2 separate regions of the Homo sapiens genome follow, and region 2 is linked to region 1. Evidence: chromatin contacts called from ENCODE Hi-C data. All regions are on one chromosome and are shown on one strand. Each heading gives the region's core, a stretch centred on a gene start or an enhancer-like site at or near the end of the contact. The rest is flanking DNA. Distances are from core to core; before and after follow the strand shown. Region 1 holds the start of UBA6 (ubiquitin like modifier activating enzyme 6). Region 2 holds the start of UGT2B17 (UDP glucuronosyltransferase family 2 member B17).

Region 1 (3,494 bases), core at 278-2,777:
TCCCATTTTACATATGTGACAAAACATTAAAATCTGTTAAATCTGGTTGCTTGTTACATGCCTGAAATAATTCACACCATATTTTATCAAATCTAACATGCCCTCAATTTTAAGATGCATCGTTTTCTGTATTTATTTTTTAAAAATTCATCCTCTATTCATGGATGTTAAAATATGAAGAAGCGTGGGTAATGGCAGGCCATTGTTTTGGCCTAGCCTTCTACACTAGGCCCCATCAGATCAAACCAGAATGGAGTTGCTTGTGCTAAGCACCATGTAATTAAAGTGGATTTTGAAAAAATGAGCCAGTTTTTTTTAAAAAAACAGGAGATTCTAGTTAACCTAGTGGGCATAATAAGGAAGTATGCTCTGTTTTAACCTTTACAAGGAAAGAAACTTTGAAATAATCTGATTTTTGTTCTGTTTCTGCTTTCTTCAATCTTTTTCATTATCTTCAGTCCTGTAGCATTATCTTAGTGCTAGAGCAGAGCCTTGAAAGAATAGAACACAGATCAAGAACATTTTAATGTGGAAAAGGTTCACAACTGGATTGAGGAACACGGATAATGCTATAGGTGAGCAACATAAAGCTTCCAGGTATTTTAAGATGTGCAATTTTGAAGAGAATAGAGGGCACGAAGGATAATACAGTTTTGCCTGGACCCTCATCTCCATATGAGAGGAAAAATTTCTAATTAAAAATATGATACATCACAGAAAATTACATAATACCCAAAGTATATGCTAATTTTAAAAATCCTGCAGATGTTTATTCAAATATACAGTGTTATTTAGTGAAAGACAAATCCTAATGTTATTGTGTCCAACTCATTTTTGCTTTCTAAGAAAGGTGACACGGAAGTAAATGAAAAAGAATTATATGAGAACTTTTTAGATATGTGTTCTGGTAATCTAACAGTGACTAGCTCTATAACCTTGACCAAGTCACTTGCACTGACCGGAAGTTCCTTTCCCTTACCCACAAATTTAAGGGACCAAACTGGATGATCTAACGACATCTATGGCACTAAAAGTCACATGATTCTATTAAATCTGAGGCAGCGCCTCACATGTAGTGGACTCCCAAAATTATTTATTAAATGTATAACATCTTTAAGTGGTATCCCCTCACTGACAATCTGGAGCTATTAGCAGCCTTCAGTTTATTTATAAAATAAAGCTGTTTCCTCTTCTTACCGTTAAGACTCTTTTAAGGATTTGCAACGCTATCCCATCATTTCGCGGGTTACTAGAGTCCTGCATGTTTGGCTGTAGAGCAAGGGTGACGCGTAACTTCTGGACTTTGGTTCCATCTACATCTGCCGGATGCGGATGCCAGTCGCAACAGTAACGCCCCCTTCGGCCACCTGCACCACAGCACGCCATGCGGCCACACCCAAACCGGAAACCAGGACGCCCCTAGGGTTGACGGGAAGGCGCTGCCGGGCTCCTAGCTTCCCCAGGCCCGCCCCCTCTGATGACGTCTCCGCCCGCCCCTTGACCCCCCCACGGTCCCGCCCCTTCCTACCTTCCAGTAGCCGGCGGCGGTGTCTCAGGCGGCAATGGAAGGATCCGAGCCTGTGGCCGCCCATCAGGGGGAAGAGGCGTCCTGTTCTTCCTGGGGGACTGGCAGGTGAGAGGACGAGAAGGGCGAAGGTGAGGGGTCGCGGGTGGGACCCAGGCTCCGGGTTTCTGCTTCTTTCTTTCCGGCGGGCTGGGGGCGCCCGAGAGGCCGCGGGGCCGAGCAGAGCCGGCCCTGGGAGGCGAGGGGCGCGCGCGGAGTGGGTGTGGCGACGTGGGCTAGGGCCTCTGCTGTTGCCGGCTTTCCTGAGGGAAAAGTCCCCTTTCCGCACCTTTGAGGGCTTTCTCAGTTCTGGCTGGGATTCGGGATCCTCCTTCCTCCAAGTCACCAGACTTGGGGGGCTCCGGTCGAGAGCGAGTTCTGGTCTCGGTCACTTGGCGTGAGCTTCCCCGACTGGTGCCAAGCACCTTTCCTCCTTTCCGTAAAAAGAAAGCTAGGAGCGCCACTGTGCACCTCCACTGAGATCCTCTTTTGAAAACTATTACCAGAAGGAACTTGGTAAGAATGAATCAGTAGCAATCTGGACACCCTGAGGCCTTTGTTGACTTCGGAAGAAGGAAAAAAAAAAAGCCAGGAAAAAAAAATACACAAGTTACCCATTCTTATTTCCCACTTGGTTTTGAAGTTCTTCAGGTCTTTCCCGCCCCTGTAAAATTAGGGGGAAAATATTTGTGCTAGGCCTTTACCAATTTCTTGGTTAGTAGTTCCTCTTTCAATCATCTCATAATTAATAAAGCAAGTGGTTACATTCTATCCACCACTGTCAGAATACACCATGCCAAAGATAGAATTGATGGATGTATTATTTTCAGCTGATGTGAGACTTTGTAAACCTGTAGCCTTTTCGCCAGTTTCAGACTGAAGGGATGCTTTCAGTTTCATGGTGTTGTCTGCCATTGCCAACACTGCCAGAGTGGAGGGATATTATGTAATATAACCCGCGCCTTATTTGAAGCGTTTTTGATTGTCTTATAGATCATATTATTTTTACATATTTTTGAAACATTCCAGTGAGGCACAACTTTCTGAAAAGGGCCAGTCACGCCATTAAGTGGCAGAGCTAGTTAGACTGCAGCTGTTCTCGTTTTTATTCAGATTTACCCACCAGGCCTATTGCCCCCGCCATGCAAGGAAAACAGCAAGTGAAAGTGTACTAGGGATAAAATGATAGGAAAGTAGATAATAAAAAACTTTGGCCGGGCGCAGTGGCTCAAACGCTTGCAATCCCAGCGCTTTGGGAGGTCGAAGCAGGCGGGTCGCTTGAGCTCAGGAGTTCTTAGACTAGCCTGGGCAACATGGCGAAACCGCGTCTCTACAAAATACAAAAAAATTAGCTGGGCGTAGGTGATGCACGCCTGTAGTCCCAGCTACTCGGGAGGCTAAGATGAGAGGATCGCTTGAGTCTAGAGAGATCGAGGCTGCAGTGAGCCGAGATCGTGCCACTGCACTCCAGTCTGGGTGACAGAGAGAGACCCTGTCTCAAAAAAAAAGAAAAGAAACAAATTTTGTTAATTTTTATATTTTGTTACAATGCCCAAACAGGGTATATTGTGTATGTGTGTGTTTTTTATTAGGTAGGTGATCTCTTAGAACACAGCTATCTTCTGATTTGCCTTGGTAATTGGAATCAGTTTTTTTAATAGCTATCCGTTTAATTAGCTAGAAGCTGGTATCATTTGATATGTGCCAGTGTTTGGTGAGATAAATGATAACATTTTAATTACCTTTGTTTACAAATTCTTTGGCTTATTTATCAATGCTAGGACTAGAAAGTTGGATTCCAAGCCTGAATTTGATGCCATCGCATTGTTTTTAGAATCTTTTAATTGACAACTAGAGCTTCTCAGAACTAGGAATGGCCTCCACTTCTGCCAGTATATTGATCTCAGCTCTCACAGTGGTTCAGCTCCAA
Region 2 (3,934 bases), core at 554-3,053, 880 kb before region 1:
GCTCCTGGTTGGGGACTGCCTCCGTGCCAGTAGGCTGGGCAGGAGCTTGATGATGAATTGTATTAGCATGCTCCTGAACCAGGGTCCAAATATGGTCCCTGTCTTCTGGGGTGAGGGTGGAAGAGAGGATAAGTAGAAGGTGAGGGTGGAAGACAGGATAAGTAGAGGTCATACCAGGTTAGTGCATAAGACTGGGTAAGGTACTGAAACTCCCTAATATAAGAGGTAGGGTCTTCTGGAAATGAACTGAGTCTTGTTAGTTTGAGAGATCAGTGAAGGAGAAGGGAACATGAACTCTAACAATACCTTCAGTTCCTGCTACTTCCTGAAGGGGGCATTCTAGCACCCGCACTGAAGTATGGGTGCAGCGTGGGCCAAAGATGGTGCCCAAGCTGGTATGGACAGGAGAGAAGAAAGAAGCCAGAAGGGGTTCCTGCTGAGGGTTTGAAGGGGGAAGGCGGGTTGAGTTGACAGGCAGTGGAGGATACATAGGGGTGTAAGGTGGCTTGATGGGTTTACAGGCTTCAGGAGAGGGCAGTGAGGAAGGAGACTGAGTACAGGCAATGCTAGAGTTTTCCTGAGGAGAGGACGGTGTAGAAAAAGAAGTGGGTACTTTTGGAGGTGATGCCGGCTGGGAAGATGGTGGCTGGGAAGATGGTGACTGCGAAGACAATGAGAAAGCTTGGGGAGTTATAGAAGATGGTTGAGACGTGGGGGTAGGGGCTGGGAGGGGTGGACAGCAGTCTGCTGGATCCAACAAGGAAAAAGAGGTAGGGTCAGGAGGAGAAAGGTTATGAGGGCGGTGAGAATGAAGGATTTGAACAGGTAAGCAAGAATTGCAGAAGTCAGGTTGTGATCTGAGTGCAAAAAGGCCTGGAACAAGGAATTTCTCCCCATTTTTCCAGTCATCGGCAATAATTGCTTTAACCAGTTAAAATTGTAAAGTCAAGTGTTTCATTTGCTGGCCATTTGGACCCGTTATCTAATTCATACTGCGGCCAGGTTTTATTGTATAAAAAAGACAAGGCGCTTAGGGTGGGTATCTTGCCTGAGGCCTAAGGTTTGCAGATTTTTTATGAGGCAGTCTGGAGGGCTGTTTTTTGGAATGGAGGATGGGGAGTTTTCCATATCAAAGGGTAGGCTCTGGAGAACAGGGAAAAAGAAGACTGTCCTGGACAGCTGGAGGAAGACAATAAAAGGAGCTATTATCACCTCTGCCTTTTTGGTTCCTGGAACGGAATCAAATGGCTTAGAGGCGTCCCCCTAAGACCAGATGATCAGGGAGTGCCTGGCACATACTGGAGCCTTCTTGGATCAGTGTTGGATTTTGGGACAGGAGAAACCAAGAGAGGTCATGCAGATTTTCCCCTGTTAACTGGGCTCCCAGGGAAGCCTAACAGTAGGCGAGATCAGTGACCAATGTGCATGTGAAGGAAGAGAAAGACCTTCTCATATTATTTTATATTGTTTTTCACTCAGTACATGTTTAAGAAAAAACAACAAGGAAGTAAAACCAAAGACAGGCAGCCCAAACGCCAGGACTGAAACTATGCCTGGGCCTGCCTGGCCTAAACTTAGTAGTTAAAACTCAACTCATAACTTAGAAACCAATGTTATTCATAGATTCCAGACATGTATAGAAGAACATTGTGAAACTCCCTGCCCTGTTCTGTTTCTCTCTGACCACCAGTGCATGCAGCCCCTGTCACATACCCACTGCTTGCTCAAATCAATCACGACCCTTTCATGTGAAATCTTTAGTGTAGTGAGCCCTTAAAAAGGACAGAAATTGTGCACTCGGGGAGCTCAGATTTTAAGGCAGTATCTTGCCAATGTTCCCAGCTGAATAAAGCCCTTCCTTCTACAACTCGATGTCTGAGAGGTTTTGTCTGTGGCTCGTCCTGCTACATTTCTTGGCTCCCTGACCCAGAAGCAAGGTGACTGACGGAAGGCTGAGGCAGCCCCTTAGGTGGCTTAAGCCTGCCCTGTGGAGCATCCCTGTGGGGTACTCCGGGCAGCCTGAGTGATGAGATCCAAAGAGCGCTCCTGGGTAGGAAATTGCCCCAGTGGAACACCTCACCAGATCAACACGTAGCAGGCCCCCGTGGAGGATTAACACAGTGGCTGAACACCGGGAAGGAACTGGCACTTGGAGTCTGGACATCTGGAACTTGGTAAGACTAGTCTTTTGAACTTGTCCCACTCCACCTGAGTAGAAGCATGGCCTGGTCACCCACGGTGTGCCTGTGTTGGCACCTTTGTTCTGGTTTTGACTTGGCTAGACTTGGTAGGACTAGTCTTTTGAACTTGCCCCACTCCACCTGAATGGAAGTGTAGCATAGCCTGATCACCCACGGTGTGCCTGTATTGGCACTTTTGATCTGGTTTTGACTTGACTTGAATTGCTGGATACTTTGGTTTTGGTTTTTGACCTGGCTTGGATTTCTGGATACTCTGATTTTGGTTTTGATTTTGGTTTGGTGTAAACTGAAATGTTTGTGTGTGCCCTTTTACCCGTTCTTTGTTTTGTGGTGTGTGTGTGCTGTGAGCATGGTGTTTTGTCTCAAAAAAACATAGATCAGGCACAAAGTAAGCCCACTGCACTGGGAACTATGATAATGAATTTCAAGAAAGGATTTAATAGAGACTATGGAGTCACTATGACTCCAGGAAAACTTAGAACTTTGTGTGAAATAGATTGGCCAGCATTAGAGGTAGGTTAGCCATCAGAAGGAAGCCTAGATAGGTCTTTTTAGTTTCTAAGGTATGGCACAAGGTAACCTGTAAGCCAAGGCACCCAGACCAGGTTCTGTACATAGACAGTTACAGCTGGTTTTAGACCCCTTCCCCCCACCCCCCCTCACAATAGTTAAGAGAACAGCAGCATAAGCAGCTGGCAGAGGCAAGGAAAGACCAGCAGAGAAAAAAAAAAAAAAGGCCATCTATACCAATTCTAAGTAAATTTAGACTAAACAAGGTCTTATTAATAGCAAAGGATAATTGAAATTTCAAACTTACAAGGTTTTCAACAAAAGCGAAGTTTGCTAAAAGTTGACAGTGTAACACATATTATGGTAACTTCTAATCTTGTGGCCTTAGACAGTCTAGTCCAAAGACATAAAGAAAGTTCACTTTTTAAAAAAAAGGAATGGTTATCTTCAAAAAAAAAAGGGGGGGGAGGAGGTAAAATTTATGTAAAAAGAGTGTTATATGGTAAATTCTTGTCCTGAAATAAATTAACTTGTTGTTTAAAGAGAAGAAAAAAATGTTTGTAATAAGTCAGAAAGTTGAGACATGTTGAAAAATTGTTGGCGAAAGTCGTGAAAAAAAGTTATAAAAAATTTTATGCAAAAAATGTTGCATAATTTAAAAGTAATAAGGCCTCCTGAGTGCTATTGAAGAAACAGTTTATGTGCAGGTGTATAAAAAAGTAAAATATAACTTTAATGAGAAGATTATAAGGAGGCATAAGAATGTGGATTTTTACCTACATTAAAAAGTCAAAAAAGAATTATTGTTTGAAAAGTTCAAGCAAGTTTTAAAATGTTAATTTAAAGAAAATTCTGTGTGTAAACTTATTAGCTAAAGTTAAAAAAGTATTATCCAGTTTTTCTGTGAACTAGACATGAAAGTAAAAATGCAACAGGTTTTTTCCTTAAAGCATCAACCTGCTCTTTAACAAAAATTGTAAAAGGTTAAACAGAGTCTATAAAATCTTACCTTATGGTCAACTATGAAAAATTGGATAAATATGTCTACAAGGTTTTATTAAAATTAAGTTTAATATTAATAACACACTAATATAAAAGTAAAATTTAGCTTATCTGGTATAAAAATCATACAAGAAACATTAAATATAAAATGATGTTTAGCTTTCTTTGGTCTAAAAACTAATAAAAATTAGTGCTAATGGAAATATTCATTTTACTAGAGG

What was found. A loop is a pair of places that touch in the nucleus more often than their neighbours do. Pooled maps may share reads with other maps.
Region 2: a map with no recorded cell type shows a loop between it and region 1 (7-fold over the local background). The contact joins the promoter of UGT2B17 here to the promoter of UBA6 in region 1. A Hi-C loop is called at or near these places in 4 of 37 single-sample maps with no recorded cell type and 2 of 50 pooled maps.

What each region holds. Positions count from the first base shown.
Region 1 is chr4:67,699,188-67,702,681 of GRCh38, reverse strand. UBA6 (ubiquitin like modifier activating enzyme 6) reads left to right here and starts at 1,527. Exons shown (of 33, transcript NM_018227.6): 1 at 1,527-1,633. The coding sequence starts at 1,563. It overlaps UBA6-DT (UBA6 divergent transcript), which reads right to left and starts at 1,404. Exons shown (of 2, transcript NR_015439.1): 1 at 1,198-1,404. RefSeq lists silencers at 1,434-1,503, 1,634-1,803.
Region 2 is chr4:68,574,191-68,578,124 of GRCh38, reverse strand. It overlaps UGT2B17 (UDP glucuronosyltransferase family 2 member B17), which reads left to right and starts at 1,803. Exons shown (of 7, transcript NM_001077.4): 1 at 1,803-2,174.